2 separate regions of the Mus musculus genome follow, and region 1 is linked to region 2. A link is a loop called in an ENCODE intact Hi-C map of the cell type or tissue named here. Cell type or tissue: left cerebral cortex. All regions are shown on one strand. Each heading gives the region's core, and the rest is flanking DNA. Links, peaks and the distances in the headings are about the cores only. Region 1 has its middle 36 kb from the start of Tsr2. Region 2 holds the start of Phf8 (PHD finger protein 8).

What was found. Peaks named below come from ENCODE experiments on the same cell type or tissue, not always from the same donor. Only the 100,000 strongest peaks of a DNase experiment are listed, where the experiment ranks them.
Region 1: it touches region 2 in a loop (7-fold over the local background); 2 of 42 quality-filtered maps call a loop at or near these places.

Annotation. Positions count from the first base shown.
Region 1 is chrX:151,126,756-151,138,204 of GRCm38, forward strand. No RefSeq gene overlaps it. Among named protein-coding and RNA genes, the nearest start is that of Tsr2, 36 kb to the left of the region's middle. In left cerebral cortex, for the core only: CTCF peaks have their summits at 3,916 and 6,219 (motif pointing right); a DNase peak (open chromatin) is centred at 6,232.
Region 2 is chrX:151,516,104-151,527,552 of GRCm38, forward strand. Phf8 (PHD finger protein 8) reads left to right here and starts at 4,569. Exons shown (of 22, transcript NM_001113354.1): 1 at 4,569-5,334; 2 at 6,285-6,473. The coding sequence starts at 6,376. In left cerebral cortex, for the core only: a CTCF peak has its summit at 4,503; DNase peaks (open chromatin) are centred at 4,502, 5,009, 5,473, 5,920 and 1 more place; H3K4me3 peaks cover 3,289 bases; H3K27ac peaks cover 2,096 bases.

The sequences.
Region 1 (11,449 bases), core at 2,114-10,113, 390 kb before region 2:
AGTGATTGGATGAATGTCAGAAGAGACTTTGAAGTTTGGACTTTTAACATTGTTGAGACTACTATAAACTATGGGGGCCTTTGAAGTTGGAGTGAATGTATTTTGTATTATGTTATGTTTAGGTATGGCCCCCATAGACTCATATGCTTGGACAAGCCTTTGGGGTCCAGGGAGTGTAATGTTATGGTTTGTATATGCTAGGCCTTGGGAATGGCACTATTAGAAGGTGTGGCCCTGTTGGAGTAGGTGTGGTCTTGTTAGAGTAGGTGTGTAATTGTGGGTGTGGGCTTTAAAATCCTACTCCTAGCTGCTGGAAGCCAGTATTCTGCTAACAGCCTTCAGATGAAGATGTAGAACTTTCAGCTCTATCTGCACTGTGCTTGCCTGGATGCTGCCATGTTTCCTCCTTGATGATAATGGACTAAACCTCTGAACATTTAAGACAGCCCCAATTAAATGTTGTCCTTATAAGAGTTGCCTTGGGGGGCTGGTGCGATGGCTCAGTGGGTAGGAGCGCCCGACTGCTCTTCCAAAGGTCCAGAGTTCAAATCCCAGCAACCACATGGTGGCTCACAACCATCCGTAACAAGATCTGACTCCCTCTTCTGGTGTGTCTGAAGACAGCTACAGTGTACTTGCATATAATAAATAAATAAATCTTTAAAAAAAAAAAAAGAGTTGCCTTGGTTGTGGTGCCTGGTTATAGCAGTAAAACACTAAAACAGAAGTGTAAATCAAATCGACTCTGTGATTCCATCTTACACCAAACAGAATGGCTAAAGTCAAAATCAAAAGTGACCGCTCATGCTGGTGAGGATGCAGAGAAAGAACACTTCTCCACTGCTGATGTGAGCGCAAACTTGTACAGTCACTGGGAAGTCATTGTGGTGGTTCCTCGGGAAGATAGGAATTGATCTACTTCAAGTCCCAGCTATTGAATTCTTGGACTATGCCCAAAGATCACTTCATCTTATCTCAAGGACACTTGCTCAATCATGTTCATTGGTGTTCTCTTCATAATAACCAAGAATTGAAGACAGCCTAAATGTCCTTCAACAGGAGAATAGATAAAGAAAATGTGGTACATTTACACAATGAAGTGTTACTCAGCTTTTTTTTAAAAAAAAAAAATGGCAGTCAGGAGTGGTGGCACACGCCTTTAATCCCAGCACTCAGGAGGCAGAGGCAGGTGGATTTCTGAGTTCGAGGCCAGCCTGGTCTACAAAGTGAATTCCAGGACAGCCAAGGCTATACAGAGAAACTCTGTCTCGAAAAACCAAAAAAAAAAAAAAAAAAAAAATGGCATCATGAAATTCATAGGTATGTGGATGTAACTAGAAAATAAAATCATACTGAGTGAGGTATCTGAGACCAAGAAAGACAGATATAGTATATATTTACTTATGTGTGGATATTAGCTTTTACATAAATGATAACTGTGCAATCCATAGAACCACAAGGAGAAAGTATAGAATAAGGGATTGGGAGTACAGATAGATCCTGTTACAAAAGGGGAAAATAGAATAGGTAGTTATGGATGGGTAGGGGAGCAGCAATGGGGAGGATCATGTGGGGAGAGGTGGGAAAGGAAGAAGGGGACAAGTGAGGGAATATAGGGAGAGACAGCTAAAATTATGCATCATTTGAGGAGTAGTACAGAAACATAATACAGTAGAAACCACCTAAAATATATACATATATGAGGCTGATCTAAATTAAATCACCAAAAATGGGGGGAAGACAGAGCTTCAGCTGGCCGTCTCTTATCACCAAATGAAGCTTCCAGTACCAGGATTGAGTTATATCTGTTTTGTTGGCCAAAAGGGTTCCATGAGAATCCCTAAACAACCCATACTTCTGACAAAAACACAAACTGACAGCAAGGCCCTATTGCTGAAGGCAACACAACACCTACACACCCCATTGAGCATGGAGATGATTCACTGGTGCCTATGTAGAGCCATCATCTCTACATTCTAGAATTTTTGTATAGGAAGGTACTCAGCATGCAACCAAAAGAGTAAACACCAAGCCAGCCATAGCCCCTTTCATCATCTGCAATAGTGGTATGCATGCAAGATATGCTAGACCAATGGTGGCACAAAGTTTGTGAGAGTAACCAACCAATATCACTGCTCGAGTGACCAAGATCCAAAGACTAGATATCCCAGGGACCTAGCATAAAACCAAATAACATTTTTCTGGAAAAAAAAGTGTTAGGAGCAGGTGTGGCGGCAGTCCTAAAGGCGCCAGAGACTGTAGCTAAGTCATATGACTTGCACCTGACTTCCTCATATAAGACACAAACATCTTGAGTGCTGCGCAGGTGTACCAGGATACTGGTGAATCCATTTTGATGGAGATATGCCCCTGCTGCCCTGATTAGCTGAAGCTGCGTGCCTGGTGAGGTGGCGTGGCCTGCTGTGCGTGGATGGGAACTGAGAGTATAAAAGAGTGAGAGGCCCAGGGTTCAGGGGAGATATAAAAACAAGAGAGATATAAACAAGAGAGATATAAACAAGAAGAAACAGGACTGAATAAACGTGTGCAGAAGGATCCTGTTGCAGCATCGTTCTTCCTGGCCAGTTGAGCGCGCGCAACAAAAAAGTAGTAATAAAATGACTTTTAGTGACATTCTGCAATATTCTTAGATCAGTGCCTTATTCAGCCATCATTAGAGAAGCTTCCTCCTGCACAAATGAGAACAAATACAGAGACCCACAGCCAGACATTACACAGAAATAAAGACCTTGGAACATTCAGTCCTAAATGGATGTCTCCATCAAATCCCTTCCTCAGGGCTCAGGGAAACCTGTGGAAAAGAACGTGGAAAGAGTATAAGAGCCAGAGGGAATGGAGGATGCAAGGAAGACAAGGCCATCTGAATCAGCGGGAGAAAGTGAATATGAACAAAGCTCACAGAGACTGAAGCAACACACACAAGACACCTCTGAGTATATATTAAGCTTTTCAGCCTAGAGTAGCCCATGTATGCTCTTTTGGTCGTAGCTCAGTTTCTGGGAGCCCCCAGTTTAGTATTTTTATGGGATTCCTGAGTGTGTAAATTAGTGGATATCTTGATTCTTGTGTCTTCTCTTTTTCTCTTTTCCCTCTGTTAGTTTGTTTTGTCCAACTCTGATGTAATAAGTGTGCTTTATCTTAATATAGATATATTTTCTATATGATATGTTATATTATATACAATTACATATATAAATTATATGTAATCACATAATTATATACAATTATGCACAATTATGTATATAATCACATATAAAATATAAAGTAGATTTTATGTATGTAATATTCAATTACATAATATGTGAAATATTTATTAAAATTATTTATTTATTTATATCACAAATGCTGCCCCTCCCCTCCCCTTTGCCTCTGAGTGGGTAGCCCCCACCTCTGGTATCCCCCAGTCTTGGTGCATCAAGGGTTAGATGCATCCTCTCCCACTGAGGCCAGACAAGGCAGCCCTCTGCTACATATGTGCCACGGCCTCTGATTAGCCCCTGTATGCTCTTTGCTTGCTGGCCTAACCTCTGGGAGCTCCCATGGGTGCAGGTTAGTTGACACTGTTGGTCTTCCTATGGGGTTGCAATCCTCTTCAGCCCCTTCAATCCTTCCCCTAACTCTTCCATAGGAATCCCCTAGCTCAGTCCAATGTTTGGCTATAAGTATCTGCATCTGTCTCAGTCAGCTGCTGGTAGAGCCTCTCAGAGGACAGCCATGCTAGAGTCCTGTCTGCAAGCACAACATGGCATCAGTAATAGTGTCAAGGGATTGGTGTCCACCTATAGAATGGACCCCAAGTTGGGCCAGTCACTGGTCCGCCATTCCTTCCGTCTCTGCTCCATCTTTGTCCCTGCACTTCTTTTAGACAGAACCAATTTGGGGTTGAAAGTTTTGTGAGTGGGTGGTTTTCCTTATCCCTCCACTAGGGGTCCTGTGTGGCTATTGGTTCCATATTTCTACTGTTGGGCATTTCAGCTAAAATCATCTCCATTGACTCCTGGGAGCCTACTTCACCCCAGGCTCTGGAACTTCCTAGAGAATACCCTCACCCCATTCCCCACCCCCTCCCCGGCAGCTGAAAATTTTCATTCATTTTCTTGGCACTCTGGGCCCCTCCCCATGCCTGATTCTGCTCCCTCTATTCCCCTTGCCCTCCCCTCTCCCACCCAGCTCCTTCCCTCCCTCTATCTCTCATGATTATTTTGTTCTCCCTTCTAAGGGGGATTCAAACATTTTCACTTGGGCCTTCCTTCTGTTTAACTTCTTTGTGTCTGTGAGTTGTATCATGGTTATTCTGAATATTCTGGCTAATATCCATATATCAGTAAGTACATACCATGCATATCCTTTTGGGCCTAGGTTACCTCAGAATGATATTTTCTAGTTCATCCATTTCCCTGAGAAATTTATGATGTCCTTGTGTTTAATAGATGAATAGTATTCCATTGTGTAAATATACCATATTTTCTGTTTCCATTCTTTGGTTGAGGGATACCAGTTTCTGGCTATTATAAATAAGGCTGCTATGAACATGTCCTTGTGGTATGGTGGAGCATCTTCTGGGTGTATGCCCAGGAGTGGTATAGCTGGGTCTTCAGATAGAACTATTTCCAATTTTCTAAGAAAACCCCAAATTGATTTCCAGAGTGGTTGTACCAGCTTGCAATCCCACCAGCAAGGGAGGAGAGTTTCCCTTTCTCCACATCCTCAACAACACATGCTGTCACCTGAGTTTTTGATCTTAGCCATTCTGATTGGTGTAAGGTGGAATCTCAGGGTCGTTTTGATTTGCATTTCCCTGGTGACAAAGTATGTTGAATGTTTCTTTAAGTGTTTCTCGGCTATTAGAGATTCCTCTGTTGAGAATTCTCTGTTTAGTTCTGTACCCCATTTTTGATTGGATTATTTGGTTTTTTGAAGTCTAACTTCTTGGGTTCTTTATATATTTTGGATATTAGCCCTCTGTTGGATCAAGGGTTAGTGAAGATCTTTTCCCAGTCAGTAAGCTGTAGTTTTGTCCTATATAATTATATAATATATAAAGTGTTTATAAAATATTTTTTTAAAATTTTATTTATTTTATGTATGTGAGTACACTGTAGCTGTCTTCAGACACACCAGAAGAGGGCATCAGATCTCATTACAGATGGTTGTGAGCCACCATGTGGTTGCTGGGAATTGAACTCAGGATCTCTGGAAGAGCAGTCAGTGCTCTTAACTGCTGAGCCATCTCTCCAGCCCCTTATAAAATATTTTTAAGAGATGGATCACTTCATAAAATGGAACCATACTTGACACTGTCAATGAGAACAAGAACCTGAGACTAGATAGGCCATTGGCTTTGGGGAAAAACTTACTTTGTTCTTCTGAATGAACATAGGAATACTTCTAATGACATATTGCTATAACTATAGATTAGTACATCACTCAGCTCCCATCAAGGAAAATACTTCTTGCAGTAGATAGCAATTAACACAAAGACCCACAACTGTATAACATAGAGAGTGAGACCGTTTTATCACCCAGTCCTAAATGGGATGTCTTTATCAAAACACATATGCACCTATGAACTTACAGAAATTGTGGCAGTATGTATAAATATGTTGACCTGACAAGTTCAAACTTGAAAAAAAAATCCTAGCATAGAGAAGTAGAAATGGATACAAAGCCTCATCCTTGCTAAGAAGCCATTTGCAATTGATAGCTGATGTAAAGGAGAAAATAAAATCAGTTTTTCTTTTTTTTCTTTTTTCTTTTCTTTTCTTTCTTTCTTTCTTTTTTCTTTTTTTGAGAGTTGACACGGGATACTTCAACCACACTCCAAAGCAGGTTACATGCAAGGAATAGTCAACACAAACCACACTCCATGGCGTTTTACTTGTGTGTTATTTTTGTTGGTTTTGTTTGTTTGTTTGGTTGGTTGGTTGGTTTTTCTGAGACAGGGTTTCTCTGTATAGCCCTGGCTGTCCTGGAACTCACTCTGTAGACCAGGCTGGCCTCGAACTCAGAAATTCGCCTGCCTTTGCTTTCCAAGTGCTGGGATTAAAGGCATGCGCCACCACGCCCGACGGTTTTGTTTGTTTTATTTTGGTGTGTGTGTGCTTTTACTTTTTATTTTCTTTGGTTTTATTTATTTATTTTTTTTAGACTTAATTTTGGTAGATGAGTGCTCTATCTGCATGTACACTTACACGCCAGAAGAGGGCATCAGATCCCAGTATAGATGGTTGTGAGTCACCGCGTAGTTATTGGGAATTGATCTCCAGACCTCTGGGAAAACAGACAGTGCTTTTAACTGCTGAGCCATCTTTCCAACCCGATTTTACATTTTAAAGAGAAAAAATAAAAAAGAGAGTGAAAAAGAGAGAATGAATATGAAGTGGTTGGGTACGGAGAGATCTGTGAGAAGTTGACGGGGGGGGGGGGGGGGGGGGAGGGGCGGGGCGGAGGGGCATGGGGAATTGGACCAAAATGCACTGTATGAAACGTTTTTAAGTAGGAAATAAGATGAATAATTGACACATACAATTTTTAAAAATAAAATTAATTATTTTGTATGTAAAATGGGCTACTAAGACAACATTTAAAACTTGTAAGTTGTGAATTGCATGGAAAAGTTTGCAAAAATCATCTAAAGCAAACTTTTTATTTAAAAATAGAATACATAAAATTATATGAAAATGTGTCCATATGTGTAGAAGGCAGACTGGAACGCTAGACACCAAACTTGAACCTGGGTTGTTTTGTAGTAGTGCATCACACTCCTTTTCCTCTCTTATATGCTCGTAATTTTCAAATTTTCTATAATAAAAACATACTTATTTTTTAAGGTAGAAAGTAAAAACAGCTTAGCAATACAGCATTTATATTGTATTAGTAATCTAGAAATGATTGCTTGAGAGCCTTTAAACAAGGTTTCACATTGGTATGGGGCTCACTATGTGTGAGCTCTAACTCTGGCAGTTCATCTGCCTCAGTCTCCTGAATGCCGGGGATGTCAGGCGTGATCCACTACGCTTGGCTCCTCTGGATTCTTTAAAGTGCAGGAGGTGAGCTCAGCAGTAAAGCCTTAGGTCAGCAGACTTAAGGTCCTGGGTTTAATCCCCAGTGCCACAAACCAGGCAAATTTTATGTTATGTGTATCTTGTCACAATGAAAAATGTGTTTAAAAGCAGGGCTGGTCTACAGAGCTGCTAATGGTGCCTGCCATATGGGACCTCATTTGCTCTTCTCTCTCTCTTTTTCTGTTTTCCTAGCATATCACCCCTGGAGCTTGATAAGATAGTGTTTTTTTCTGCCTGGAATGTTCTTCCCACCGTTTGTCTAATGTTCAATGTACCTTTCACAGGGCCAACCTTCCTGACACTAAAGAGCAGTTTGGAACCAATTGTCCATTCTCAAGCTTACCTTGCACTTTTTCTTTCCATTGTTTGTCCCAGTTAAATACTTGTGGAATCGATTACTGCTCCTATCTCTTAGAATGTCAGCTGTACAAAGACAGAGATCCTCTGCTCTGTTTACTACTGCGGCCTTATCCTAAAGCAGTTAGATAATAAATATTTGCTCATTGTCTGAATGGGTGATCTGCTTTGCTGACTCAAGAGTTTCAGATTCCGGGGCTGATCCTGTAGCTTAGTTAATGGAGTGTTTATCTAGTATGAGCAAAGCTTTGGGTTCCATCTCCAGCTCTGGAGTGAAAAGTGTTCTCACAGCTACGATCTATTAGTCTCAGCCTGGAAACCTGACTTTGAAATCATGGTGGTACACACTTATAATCCTAGTACTCCCGGGGCTGGGGCAGGATTGCAAATTGAAAGTCAGACTGAGATGCATGCTGATTGTCTCAAATTTAAACAAAATAATAATGCACAGAGATGATCTACCTCAGAGCTAGGTGATAAGCAAACTGTAAACTCAAATATGCCAGCAAACCAAGAAGTGCTGTTCAATTAATTTAGAGTGGCTATGTGGTTGATTAGAGAAACAGCCAAGATTGATGGAACATTTAAGTGATTTTTGATGATAAAATAAACCATGGGATTTTTCTCCCTCTCTCTTTTTCTCTCTTCTCCCTCCTCCTCTTTTCTTTCTTTCTTTTTTTTTTCAGAAAGACTAACCACAGAGCCCAGGCTGCTGATAGTGGAGAACACGTCTTAGTAATCTGAATATTCCTGACTCTGCCCCTGCATCTGTCAATGTTCTTACTTCCAAACAGCAGAAACCCACTCTGGCTAGGTGGTCATTGAAGTGCTAGCAAGTGCTTGTAGCAGCCATGTGTGAGGTCCTGCAGAGGAAGTAAGAGAAAGGTGGGGGCAGAGTGGTTGACTTAAACGTCTCTCCTCTGGGCTTGTATTCTCTTTGTTGGCTTGTTTGGTTTTTGAGACAGGATCTCACTATGTAACCTTGCCTGACCTGGTGCTAGATATGTGTAGACCAGGTTGGTCTCAATTTCACAGAGATCTGCTATCTCTGCTTTCAGAGTGTTGGGATTAAAGGTGTTGGCCACCATGCCTGGCCCTGTTTTTGTATTCTTTGCTCCTGATTCAAGGATACCTTCAGATCATAAACTGGTTCCTCTTAGCACACCAGAGAGAAAACAGGTAGTATCTTGTCTCACACCTATTACTTGGGAGGCTGAGGAATGGGCTAAAAGACAAGATTCTAGGTAGATAGATAGATAGATAGATAGAAGATAGATAGATAAATGAAAGAAAAAGAAAACAGAAATCCATACCGGTATGGTGTTTTACACTTTTAATTTGTGGGATACATTTAGAGAAAAACAAACAAACAAAACTCAGCCATCCACCACCACCACCCATACAAAAAAAGGGGTGGTGACACAGGATTTTAATCCTAGCATTCTGGAGGGAGAAGCAGGCAGATCTCTGTAAATTCAAGGCCAGCCTCGTGTCAACAGAGTGAGTTCCAAGACAGACAGCTAGGGTTACACAAAGAAACCTTGCCTCAAAAACCCCAAAACCAACCACCCAAACAAACAAAAAAAGGAAAGGAAAGTGAGGCTGGAGAGATGGCTGCACTTAAGAGCATTTTTTTAGTTGTTTGTTTTGTTTTTCAGAGGACTTGGGTTCAGTGTGCAGCACCAGAGTATGGCTCACAATCATCTAGAGGATTGGAAGTCATCTTTTGATCTCTGTAGGCCCAGGAGTGGACATAGTGGGCATGTGCAGGCAAAGATTCATACAAATAAAATAGCTGTCCCCTGAGAGGCTGTGCCAGAGCCTGACAAATACAGAAGTGGATGCTCTCAGCCATCCAATGGACTGAGCACAGAGGCCCCAATGGAGGAGTTGGAGAAAGGACTGAAGGATCTGAATGGGTTGCAGCCCCATAGGAGGAACAACAATATGAACCAACCAGTACCCCCAGAGCTCCCAGGGACTAAACCACTAACCAAAGAATACACATGGAAGGACTTATGGCTCCAGCTGCATATGTAGCAGAGGATGGCCTTGTCAGTCATCAATGGGAGGAGAGGCCCTTTGGTCCTGTGAAGGCTCGATGCCCCAGTGTAGGGGAATTTGAGGGCAGGGAGGCAGGAGTGGGTGGGGGAACACCCTCATAGAAGCAGGGGAGGGGAATGGGATAGGAGGTTTCGAGAGGGGGAACCAGAAAGGGTGATAACATTTGAAATGTAAATAAATAAAATAACCAATAAAATTAAAATTAAAAAAAAGGGAGAAGGAAAGAACAGAAAGGGGGAAAGGCATGTTTTGAGATACAGAAGTGTTTTTTTTTTCTTTTAACTTCTCAAAAAAGAAAAAAAAGTTCAACATCATTAGCTGTCAAAGAAATGCAAGTTAAGACTACATTGAGATTCCACTTTACTCTAGTCAGGATAGCCACCATCAAGAAAACAATGAATGCTGGCAAGGTTATGGAGCAAGAGAAACATGTATGGATTGTTGGTAGAAATGTAAACTGATACAGCCACCATGGATCTCAGTTTGGGAACTCATCAAAAAGTTGCAAATAGAGCTATCTTATGACGCAGCTACACAATTACTGATTATACCCAGGAAAAATCTGCGTCAGCAGGCCATGGAGATACTCACACTCCCATGCTTTCTCAACAGCCAATGTACGGAAACAGATGCCTCTCAAACAGATAAAGGAAATGAGGGCCAGGAGCTGCCCCAGCAGGTAGAAGCCCTGCCATCAAGATTAATGACCTGAGATAGTGCACCTGGAGCCACAGGGTACAAAAAGAGGACGAACTCCCCCAAGGTGTCCTCTGACCTATACATCTGTGCTGTGGGCACGTGTTTGAGTGCATACACAAGCTCACGAGGAAAACAACAATTTAAAAAATGAGTGCTCTAGTCGGCTGTCACTGGGAAGAGAGGCCCCTTGGTATTGCAAACTTTATATGCCTCAGTACAGGGGAATGCCAGGGCCAAGAAGCAGGAGTGGGTGGGTAGGGGAGCAGGGCAGGGGGAGGGGTATAGGGAACTTTCGGGATAGCATTTGAAATGTATATAAAGAAAATATCTAATAAAAAAATGAGTGCTCTCTCTATTTATCTAGATGTAAGTTTTAGCTATCCACAGAGAAGAATGAGATTACGATATTAGCGAGAAATGGGTGGTATTGGAAGTCATTGTGTAAGCTAAATAAGACAGGCCCAGAAAGACAAATATCACTTATTTCTCTCCTATGCAGAGTCTGGATTCATATGTACATACGTGTATATATACATGATGTGAAAATAGAAAAGGAATAATGAGAGGGTAAAAGGGCTCTAAAGGGAAGGGTAAGAGCGTAATGGAGGGAAGAAAGAAAAGCATCCCATTTCCTTACAGATGAAGGATCTAGATTTAAGTGTATATACACGTGTTCATGTATATGACACAAAGGCAGTAGCAGGACTTTTTGGAGAGCAGTGAGAGGCAGGGAGGGAGGATAGGGGAAGGTAATGGGAGTGGGTATGAGCAACATGTGCTGAGATATATGTGTGAGGACGCCATAATGAAGCCCATTATTGTATGCCAACTGTCTTAGTTAGGGTTTTACTGCTGTGAACAGACACCATGACCAAAGCAACTCTTATAAGGACAATGTTTAATTGGGGCTGGCTTACAGGGTCAGAGGTTCAGTCCATTATCAAGGTGGGAGCATGGTAGCATCTAGGCAGAGCTGAGAGTTTTACATCTTCATCTGAAGGCTACTAGTGGAAGACTGACTTCCAGGCAGCTAGAGTAAGGGTTTTAAGCCCATTCCCACAGTGGCACACCTACTCCAAGGCCACATCTCCTAATAGTGCCACTCCCTGAGCCAAACATATACAAACCATCACACCAACTAAAAACTTAATTTGAACAAAGGAGAGAAAAGTCTTGGGAAAAATCAGATAAAATGTGTGTGTGTGTGTGTGTGTGTGTATGTATGTATGTATGTTGCACATGTG
Region 2 (11,449 bases), core at 1,234-9,233:
AGAACAACAGAGTCAACTAACCTGTACCCTTGGGGGCTCTCAGAGACTGAACCACCAACCAAAGAGCATGCACAGGCTAGACCTAGGCCTCCCCACTCATGTGTAGCAGTTGTGCAGCTTGGCCTTCACGTGGGTCCTGAACATAGGCTATCCCAAAAGCTGTAGCCTGTATGTGGGATGTCTTCTAGTCGGGCTGTCTTGTCTGGCCTCAGTGGGAGACTTGAAGTGCTAGGGTGTGGAAATACCAAGAGGCTCCACCCCCTCAGAGGAGAAAGAGAGCAAAGGACTGTGTGTGTGGGGGGGGGGGCAGTGACCAGGAGGGGACAGTGAGCAGGATGTAAAGTGAATAAGTAAAAATAAATAAATAAATTAATTAATTAAAAAAAAACTTGCTGGCTGTTCTTACAAGACCTGGGTTCAACTCCCAGTAGCACAACGTAGTTCACAACCATCTTCAATTTCACTTGCTGGGCCTCTGACAGTCTTCTCTGACTTCTTCAGAAACCAAGCTCACACATGAGCACAGACATTCATGTAAAACAAAGCACTCACACACAAATAAAACTAATATAATTTTTGCCTGGGCAGAAGTGGTACACACCATTAATCCCAGCACTCAGCAGGCAGAAGTAGGCTGATCTCAATAAGGTTGAGGCCAGCTTGGTCTACAGATCAAGTTCCAGAACAGCCAGGGCTACACAGGGAAGCTGTATCTCAGAAAAAGAAAAAGAATTGTTGACTGTGTCCTACAACAATATATGGAAAGAAGGAGCATGAGTTAGAGGCTAGCCTGGGCTATATAATGAGTTTGAGGTCATCTTGGTTATACAGTGAAACTCTGTCTCAAAAACCAAAACAAAGGCTGGAAAGATGGCTCAGTGGTTAAGAGCACTGACTGCTCTTCCAGAGGTCCTGAGTTCAAATCCCAGCAACCACATGGTGCTCACAACCATCTATAGTGGGATGCCCTCTTCTGGTGTGTCTGAAGACAGCTACAGTATACCTACATATAATAAATAAATCTTTGGGCCGGAGTGAGCAAGGCTGGAGTAAGAAGGAAAAAACAAAACAAAACAAAACAAAACAAAACAAAAGAATGGAAGAAGAGCTAAAAAGGAAGGAGGAAGAAAGAAGAGAATGCTGATTCAGTGAGTTTCATACATATGCCTTGTTTTTTTTCGAGACAGGTTTTCTCTGTGTAGCCCTGGCTGTCCTGGAACTCAGAAATCCACCTGCCTCTGCCTCCCAAGTGCTGGAATTAAAGGCGTGCACCACCACTGCCCTTAACATACTCCAATTTAAAACTACATTTTATTTGTCTCTACAAAACCTGTTTTTTTCTGTATACCCTGGCTTAGTCAGTGGTACCATCCATGCACTCATTCTGAGGCTAAACTCAGAAATGAACTCCTATCTCTTTTCCTCATTCACTTCAGCTTTCAATTACTCCTAAAGGTCTGATTCAGCCTCCAAAATATCCAGATTACCAAACTATTTTCTGGCCCCACTCACTATCTTGATATCTTTTCTTCTTTTTTTTTCCTCCAGTCCCCATCCCTGATTCTTTGTAAAGTTAAAAGGCTTAAGCTGCAAGTATTGTCATCTTGCTATGCTGTCACATGGCTATGTGTTTTATAAAGTCTGCAGTTTAGTCAAACTGTTCATTTCCACTGTGAGCCTCATCATAGTTTTCTTTATGTTAGTGGGTATTAGAGAAACCTTAGAAAAATTTGAGGTTCATTCAAGCATAGTGGCCCATGCCTTTAATCCCAGAACTCCAGAGGCAAAGGCATTCAGATCTACATGAGTTCAAGGCCAGCCTGGTCTACATAGTGATAGTGAGTTCCAAGACAACTAGAACTACATAGTGAGACCCTGTCTCGAAAGAACCAAAACAAGACAAAACAAAACAAAAATTTGAGGTTCACCTAATAAGTTCATTTGGGGTTATATTTAGTTTGTTTAGCTAGGACATTCATATGTAGCACTGAAATTATCTCTAAAAATATTCTTACTGCATTGCATGTCTTTGAAGCCAACTTTAGTATTAACTGATCTATAACATCTCAAAATATGTTTCAGGTCCTAATAAAATTGCACACTACTCTGGCTAAGGTGCAAAGACAGTTCAGTTACTAGAGAGATAACTCAGTAGTTAAGAGTGCTTACAACTCTTGCAGAGAGTTTGGGTTCAGTTCCCATGACCCAAGGCAGTTGTGATGGTTTGTATACACTTGGCCCAGGGAGTGGCTGCATTAGAAGGTGTGGCCTTGTTGGAGTAGGTGTGTCCTTGTGGGCGTGGGCTTGAGATCCTCACCCTAGCTGCTTGGAAGTGAGTCTTCCACTAGCAGCCTTCAGATGAAGATGTAGAACTCTCAGCTCCTCCTGAACCATGCCTGCCTGGATGCTTCCATGTTCCTGCCTTAATGATAATGAACTGAGCCTTATGAACCTGTAAGCCAGCCTCAATTAAATGTTGTTCTTATAAGAGTTGCCTTGGTCGTGGTGTCTGGTCACAGCAGTAAAACCCTAAGGCAGTAGTTCATATCTCCTCCTCTAACTTTAGTTCTGTGGGATCCAGAACCCTCTTCTTACCTTTATACAGTCCTGCACACATGTGGTTCCCATATATACTCTCAGGCAGTTGTGGTCCCTCCCCCATTTTAAAATTTTCAGTAGTTTCTTATTCCTTAAAAGATAAAATCTAAACTCTTGCATTTTGTACTATAATAGCTCTTGATTTAACTTCTTACAGTATGACTCCCCATGCGCCTCCATGCATTTGTGCACCTCAATTTTTGTCGTTGTTTTTGTTTTTTTGTTTTTTCGAGACAGGATTTCTCTGTGTTCAGCCCTGGCTGTCCTGGAACTCCCTCTGTACACCAGGGTGGCCTTGGACTCACAGATAACTGCCTGCCTCTTCCTCCAGACTGCTGGGATTAAAGGCCTATGCCACCATTGTTCATGAACCTTATTTTTGTATACAGTAGTATTAAACTTTGTTTTTGAGCTGTGATTTCATGTATCCCAGGCTGGCCTAGAACTTTTGTAAATAAGGATGACTTTGAACTTTGGGACCTCCTGAGTACATGGGCTACCACCCAAGGCTTATGCAGTTCTGAGAATTGAACACTGGGGGTTTGTGGATGCTAAGCAATATCCTACCAACTGAGCTGTATTGAGGGCCTTAGCAAATCTTTATATATCCTCTTAGACTCCCTGCAGCATAGCTTACAACAGCAAGCAGCCCATGAGGCTTAGCTTATTTTACTCTTCATTTTCTTTCCTCCCTTTTTCCTTTCTTGTTAAAGTTGTCACTCTCTTGCCCCATTCTCTCAGATGGTTTTTAAAGAGTTCTCCACCAGATAATAATCACAGCACTCAAGAAGCCGAGGCTGAGGTGGAAAGGAAAGGAGAAATGAGGAAACAAGAAGAGGGAAATTATTTTTCTCTGACAAGGACACTTTTGTCCCTGTATATGTTTGCCAGAAAACTGTTTTACACATATTCTTTTTTTCCACGCCACTCTTCCTCTTTTGGTAAGAAAATATTTTTTTCTAAAATTTCTTTATTTTTATGTTATGTGCTTTGGTGTTTTACCTGCATGTGTGTCTTATGTGAGGGTGCCAGGCCCCCTGTTACAGACAGCTGTGAGCTGCCATGTGGGTGTTGGGAATTGAACTAGGTCCTCTGGAAGAGCAGCCAGTGCTTCTAACCTCTGAGCCATCTCTCCAGTTCCAGAAAACAACTTTTAATACAGTTTATTCTATAAAGTAATGAGATCCTGCAAGAAAGTGATACAGCAAGAGAACTAGGGATATTTCATTAATGTCTGAAGAAAAAACAAAATCAAACAGTGCCACCTTAAAGCAGTCAGAAAATCCTGGTACAGATATATGGAAAGCCGTGAACTGATTTTTGCTTCTCATGGAATTGAACCTGCATGGTTCATGACAGAGACCCTGGGAAGAGCCTGCTGGGGGAAAGAGGTTTTTTTGTTTTATTTTGTTTTTTTTAATTCCCAGGCTCTCAGATCACTTTCCTTCTCTAAACCTGTTTCTTCATTTGGTGATAATCGCAGTTTTTTTCCTCTCACAGAGTGAAAGATTAAATGATAACTCCAACCGTGGGAAAAGGACCTCGTCCACTATCAGGGCTCAATGGACAGGAGCCTATCCCCCAAGGCTGAAACCCGCCCCCGCAGCCCTATGTAACACTTCTGCCGCCCGGAGCCACGGACCTCACCTCCTCTCGGAGGAGGAGACTAGCGAGGGGCGGCGAGTGCTAGGGGGGCGGGCGGAGGAAGGTGCGGGTTTGGCTTTTTTTTTTCCAACTCCGTGTTTACCCGGGGTTACGGAAGACTTACGCTCCAGGCCCCACTCAAAATGGAGCCAAACTACCGCCTCGCCTAAGATGGCGGCTCCTCCGCCTATCAGCTCAAGGTCTTATGCGCCATTGGGCCACCTAGACGAGGCGCAACATCCTAGGCTCCCTCAAGGTGTCGCCCCGCCCCATGACGTCACGCAAGAGCCGCCGGCTTGACGTGCCGGGCTCCACCTTCACCTCCCGTGCCCGAGCCTCGTAAGATGGCGGCGGGCTCGTCTCTTTCCCAGAACGCCGCCACTCTCAATATGGTAGCTGTTTACCATATCTCTCCACCCCTCTCCGCCTCAACTGCCTCGCGATTTTGAATAAACTTTATTGATTGCTTTGAATCTCCTACAACCCCCCGAGAGTGGCTTCTCCCGGCGACCTCTCCGGCGGTCTTTCTCCAGCCGCCGCAAGCCTGTCTCGCGAAGGGGGCAGCGACAAAGCCACTTGCCAGTGCGCCCGGCGGCCCCGACCCCGACCCCCAGCCCCGGCTGAGACCTCGGTCTCTAGAAGGCTCTGAGGGCCAGACGGTGGGAGGGCTGAGGTGGACACTGCCCGAAAGCCCCGTCAGAGCCCGGGCACTGCGTGACGCGGCATGTGGTTTCTAGGAGAAGGCAAGTCAGCTTCACAGTTTGGCAGCGGCAATCCCAGCATTCAGCGCGCGCCGCCTCGGGCCGGAACTGCCCGGCCAGCCTGTGCTTAGCGCAGAGCTGGGTTGCCCCGGAGCGAGCCCAGCGGCAGGCGAGTCTCTGGGGCTGAGCTCTGTTCCCTGAGGACTTGCCCCCTGCAGCCTCGGGCATGAAGAGAGCTCTGTAGCGTTTGGGACCGTGGACATTTTTTATCAGGTTTGGGGCATAAAAAAGGTTCCTGTCAGTGTGTGTGTGGGGAGGCGTAGAGAGCTCCTCGTAAGTTTTGGGGGCTGCAAGCAAGCTGCGTTCTAATTTAAGACGAGACGTCTGTCAGGTGAGGGGTCCAGCCGAACCCTCGGCGGTCGGAGGGGATTGCAAGGCAATGCCTGCCATTTGGAGCTGTGGAGGGGAAAACAAATTCTTCGCTTAGTTTCGCGGCGGCGAGGAGATTCTAGTGGGTTTCCTGGGGCTTCGAAGAGATCCTTTTCAGTGTCAGGGGGGGAGATGAGCTCCCTGTCAGCTTTGGAGTGGAGGACGAAATTGCGGTTTATTTCATTTTGGAGCAGAATGAGACTCCTTACTGCTCGGGAGGGAATGATACTGAGAATGACGAAAAGGATCATTTAAACTCTCCCAACGCGATCCCAGGACTGTGATTTGAGTTGGGTGCCTAGTCTTGTTTGTCTTGTTCCCGAAGGCTTTGGGGGGTGGGGTGGGGGGGCGTAATTCGGAATAACCTGCGGAGACCTTCAGGGATTTCCGCATCTCTGCTTCTTCCTATTTTGGGGGGCTAGACAGGGTCTCTGGTCTCTCCCTCAGCTTCCCTCTTCCCAGCCTCATCCTTTATGCCGCGGTTTGCGTCATAATAAAGGGAGCTGAGAGTCCTGGGAAGCAAGAGGGCAGTGAAGAGAGGGGGTTCAGTGAGGGATTAAATAAGCTTCCCGAAAGCTTTCAGATATTTACATGAAACCCGGAAAGAAGTTGTCACTGACTTCAGGGCCAAAGAAGGTAGGGGTCTGGGGGAGGCGTTTGGAAGGCAGGGCAGAGCAGATAGCAGAACGTTCTTGCTGTTCTTTCCAAGTGAAAGAAATCCTGAAGGGTGGGTGGACTTTCTCCACTTAACTCCTGCACTCTCACCAGCTGTGTTGAGTCCTGGCTCGGTTACTCCCTTTTTCAGAACTGGAGGTTGGTACCCAGGGGGTGGGGTGGGGGCGGAGACACGGAACGATTTGGAAACCCGGGGCCGGAGGAGTCACTTGGTAAAGAAGTGTTGTTTGTGTCTAGCCATCGTCTAGAGAAGGCGCTTGTTGCTGCCTTCAGACCCAGTAAAGCTTCAAAACTGGCACGGCGCAAAACGATCCAACCCCCTGTGAAGATGGCCTCGGTGCCTGTGTATTGCCTCTGTCGACTGCCTTATGATGTGACCCGCTTCATGATCGAGTGTGACATGTGCCAGGACTGGTTTCACGGCAGGTAAGAAGGGCAGGCCAGGCTGGTCAGGGAGCATTGGCCAGGTGTGTTGTTTTCACTTGCTCTCTCCTCCTCTCAGCCCTGTTTTCTACCTACTGCTCAGAAACTAGCCCCTCCGTCAATTTACTAGACCTAGGTTTTTCTATCGCTCCTTGCCCAACAACTAGGTCCTAGCTGACAGTGGTCTGTGGTTTCTCTCTGTTTCCCTATGTATATTTATTGTACTTTGTGTATGTACATGAATATACATATATATGTATATATATGCATACGTATTTGATTTTCTAGCTGCGTTCTAGCTACAAAGAAATTATCAGTTGTATGGTTGTGTTTTCCCTCGTATCCTGGCTTTGGGGGAGGCAGCACTGCATTTTTGAGATATCTGAGTTTAAGAACATGGATTTCTTTGTAACTTACTATCAGTGGCCTTGGCCAAAGTTGCTTTTGCTTCTGTGAGCCTCACTTACAAATCAATACCTCTTTCATAGCTGTAAAGCAGTTTGCTTGCATTCTATAAATGGATGCAGAACCAGAAAAATATTTTATTTCTGTGCCGTCTGCAGGACTGTCTAACTACATTAAAATTAAAAGACGTAGGGTAAAACAACAGGACAAATGCACCTGTCTGTCACCCAGGTTTCCAGTGAGATTAGTGTATATAATAAAAATCAAAATATTATCCTATTACTGAGGGAATTTGTATACTGGAGTTTAATAAAAAACAGTATTCGGGACCATTCTCTTACTATATAAGTTCTAGAATGTTAAGTTGTCAATTTTTAAAGGAGCTGTTCCTGTTATACTCAAAAACAAAGTAAGGGTGGGGTCAGTGGGTCTCATGTTCAAGGCCTGCCTGAGCCAGTTCAAGGCCAGCATGGCAACTTAGCACGATTCTGTCTCAATAATAATAATAATAATAATAATAATAATAATAATAATGTAAAGAGCTTGGGATATAATTCAGTGGAAAGCTCTTGCCTCAAAATATCAAAAAAATTAAAAAAAAATTATTTAATCTTATAGTTGCACATATGTCTGTTACTTCCTAGAGGTAGAGATACCTTTTCTGTTTCTTTTTAGTATTTCTAGTGCTAAATATGCAGTAGATATTTAGTACAGTTTTGAATAAATAAGCAAGTCATAATGAAAAAAACTTATTTCACTATGGCCCTTAGTTTGGAAGTGTGTATGATATCTCTTTAAAAGGGCTTTTGCTCACAGTGTAGAAATCTGAAAACACAACAGGAATGAATGTTTCCTAACTTCTTACCCTGTGTCAGACTCCATAACTGACATTCCATAAATTATTTTGTCTGTACCCAAGTCTGAAAGTTCAAATTTTTCTTCTACTTGTGCGGGTTTCTGTATCCGGGTGTGTACACATGTATGGAAGCCAGAGGTCAGCCTCAGGCTTCCAGGCCTCAGTCCTCAGGAACCAGCCATCTTGTTGGTTTTTTTTTTTTTTTTAGCTAGGGTCTCCCCGTGGCCTGGTACTTTATAAGTAGCCTAGGCAGGTGGGCCAGATAGCCGCAGGGATTTTCCCATTTCTCTCCCTACCACTGGGATTATATGGACTTGAATCTTTCTTACATATGTTCTGGAGATTGAACTAAAGTCCTCATGTTTGCCTAGTAAACACTTTACTCACTGAGCCTTCTCCCCAGCCTAAAAGTTACACTTGTGGGAGAGCACACTCCTGTGAGTATGTATGTGTATATGCATCCATGTGTGCACATACGCTTGAGGAGCTATCAGGTAGCTTTCTTTACTGCTCTCCACCTTATCTTTCATGCCAAACCTGGAGCTTGGCTTAGGCTAGCTGGCTAGCAAGCTCCAGAGATACATTTGTCTGTTTGCCCTCATTGCTAGTGTTGCAAGCATTTATGGCCATGCTCAGTTTTATGGTAGTTTTGGGGATTTGAACTCAGGCCCTCTTACTTTCATAGCAAGCTGAGCCATCTCCCTAGTTCCTGAAAGTTAGATTTTAAAGTGTGAGTGTGGGTGCGTGGGGGGTGGCACTTGTGTGTACATAGCATGTTATGAATGTGGAGATCACAAGACAACTTGGAGGAGTCAATTTTCTCCTTGCACCATGTAAGACCAGGAATAAACTCAGGTTGTCAGGCTTGGTGACAAGTACCACCTAGTGAGGTATTTCATCGGCCCAACCCAGATTTTTTTTTTTTTTTTGGTTTTTTGAAACAGGGTTTCTCTGTACAACCCTGGCTGTCCTGGAACTCACTCTGTAGACCAGGCTACCAGGCTGGCCTCGAACTCAGAAATTTCCCTGCCTCCGCCTCCCAAGTGCTGGGACCAACCCAGATTTTTAAAAGAATTAATTTTTTTTAAATGGGCTTTAGGGCATAGGCCTGTAATTACAGTTACTTTGGAGACTGAGGAAGGGGATTGCAAAGTCAAGGCTGGCCTATGCAAAAAAAAAAAAAAGATTTTTTTTCTTATTATATAGGTGAGACATGTCCACTATAGAAAATACAAAAAAAAAAGAATAATAGAAGGAAATAAAAAAGTCATCTATGGGTCTGTTGGATACAATTCACTGTTAATTTTTTTGCTGCTGCTGTATTAATTCTTGTTCTTTGACTTAAAACATATGTTTTTATAGGTTGCGATTATATTATAAATACTATTTTGTGATCTCCCTCAGTCCACACCCAGCATTTTAATGTGGGTATTTGCCAGGTTGTTAGAAAAAATCTACAAGATTTCTTTTCTTTTTTTTTATTAGATATTTTCTTAATATACACTTCAAATGCTATCTCAAAAGTCCCCCATACCCTCCCCCCTGCCCTGTTCCCCTACCCACCCACTCCCACTTCTTGGCCCTGGCATTCCCCTGTACTGAGGCATATAAAGTTTGCAATACCAAGGGCCTCTCTTCCCTGTGATGTCCAACTAGGCCATCTTCTGCTACATATGCAGCTAGAGACACAAGCTCTGGGGATACTGGTTAGTTCATAAGTTCATATTGTTATTCTACCTATAGAGTTGCAGACCCCTTCAGCTCCTTGGGTGCTTTCTCTAGCTTCTCCATTGGGGGCCCTGTGTTCCATCTAGATGACTGTGAGCATTCACTTCTATATTTGCCAGGCACTGGCATAGCCTCACAAGAGACAGCTATAACAGGGTCCCTTCAGCAAAATCTTGCTGGCATATGCAATAGTGTCTGGGTTTGGTGGCTGATTATGGGATGGATCACCGGGTGGGTAGTCTCTGGATTGTCCATCCTTTTGTCTTAGCTCCAAACTTTGTAACTCCTTTCATGGGTATTTTGTTCCCTATTCTAAGGAGGAATGAAGTATCCATCCATTAGTCTTCCCTCTTCTTGATTTTCTTGTGTTTTGCAAATTGTATCTTGGGTGTTCTATGTTTCTGGGCTAATATCCACTCATCAGTGAGTGCATATCTAATGACTTCTTTTGTGATTGGGTTACCTCACTAAGGATGATATCCTCCAGATCCATCCATTTGTCCAAGAATTTCATAAATCCATTGTTTTTAATAGCTGAGTAGTATTCCATTGTGTAAATGTACCATATTTTCTGTATCCATTCTTCTGTTGAGGGGCATCTGGGCTCTTTCCAGCTTCTGGCTAATATAAATAAGGATGCTATGAACATAGTGGAGCATGTGTCCTTACCGGTTGGGGCATCTTCTGGATATATGCTCAGGAGAGGTATTGCTGGATCTTCCGGTAGTATTATGTCCAGTTTTCTGAGGAACCTCCAGACTATCTTCCAGAGTGGTTGTACAAGCTTGCAATCCCACCAGGAGTGTTCCTCTTTCTCCATATACTCGCCAGCATCTGCTGTCACCTGAGTTTTTGATCTTAGCCATTCTGACTGGTGTGAGGTAGAATCTCAGGGTTGTTTTGATTTGCATTTCCCTGATGATTAAGGACGTTGAACATTTTTTCAAGTGCTTCTCAGCCATTCGGTATTCCTCAGGTAAAAATTCTTTGTTTAGCTCTGAGCACCATTTTTTTAATGGGGTTATTTGATTTTCTGGAGTCCACCTTCTTGAGTTCTTTATATATATTGGATATTAGTCCCCTATCTGATTTAGGATAGGTAAAGATCCTTTCCCAATCTGTTGGTGGCCTTTTTGTCTTATTGACAGTGTCTTTTGCCTTGCAGAAGGTTTGCAATTTTATGAGGTCCCATTTGTCAATTCTTGATCTTACAGCACAAGCCATTGCTGTTCTGTTTAGGAATTTTTCCCCTGTGCCCATATCTTCGAGGCTTTTCCCCACTTTCTCCTCTATTAATTTCAGTGTCTCTGGTCTTATGTGGAGGTCTTTGATCCACTTAGACTTGAGCTTTGTACAAGGAGATAAGAATAGATCAATTCGCATTCTTCTACATGATAACAACCAGTTGTGCCAGCACCATTTGTTGAAAATGCTGTCCTTTTTCCACTGGATGGTTTTAGCTCCCTTGTCAAAGGTCAACTGACCATAGGTGTGTGGATTCATTTCTGGGTCTTGAATTCTATTCCATTGATCTACCTGTCTGTCATTGTACCAGTACCATGCAGTTTTTATCACGATTGCTTTGCAGTACAGCTTAATGTCAGGCATGGTGATTCTACCAGAGGTTCTTTTATTGTTGAGAATAGTCTTTGCTATCCTAGGTATTTTATTTTTCTAGATGAATTTGCAAATTGCCCTTTCTATCTCAGTGAAGAATTGGGTTGAAATTTTGATGGGGATTGCATTGAATCTGTAGATTGCTTTTGGCAAGATAGCCATTTTTACGAATGTTGATCCTGCCAATCCATGAGCATGGGAGATCTTTCCATCTTCTGAGATCTTCTTCAATTTCTTTCTTCAGAGACTTGAAGCCCTTATCATACAGATCTTTCACTTTCTTAGTTAATCACACCAAGGTGTTTTATATTATTTGTGACTATTGTAAAGGGTGTTGTTTCCCTAGTTTCTTTCTCAGTCCATTCATCCTTTG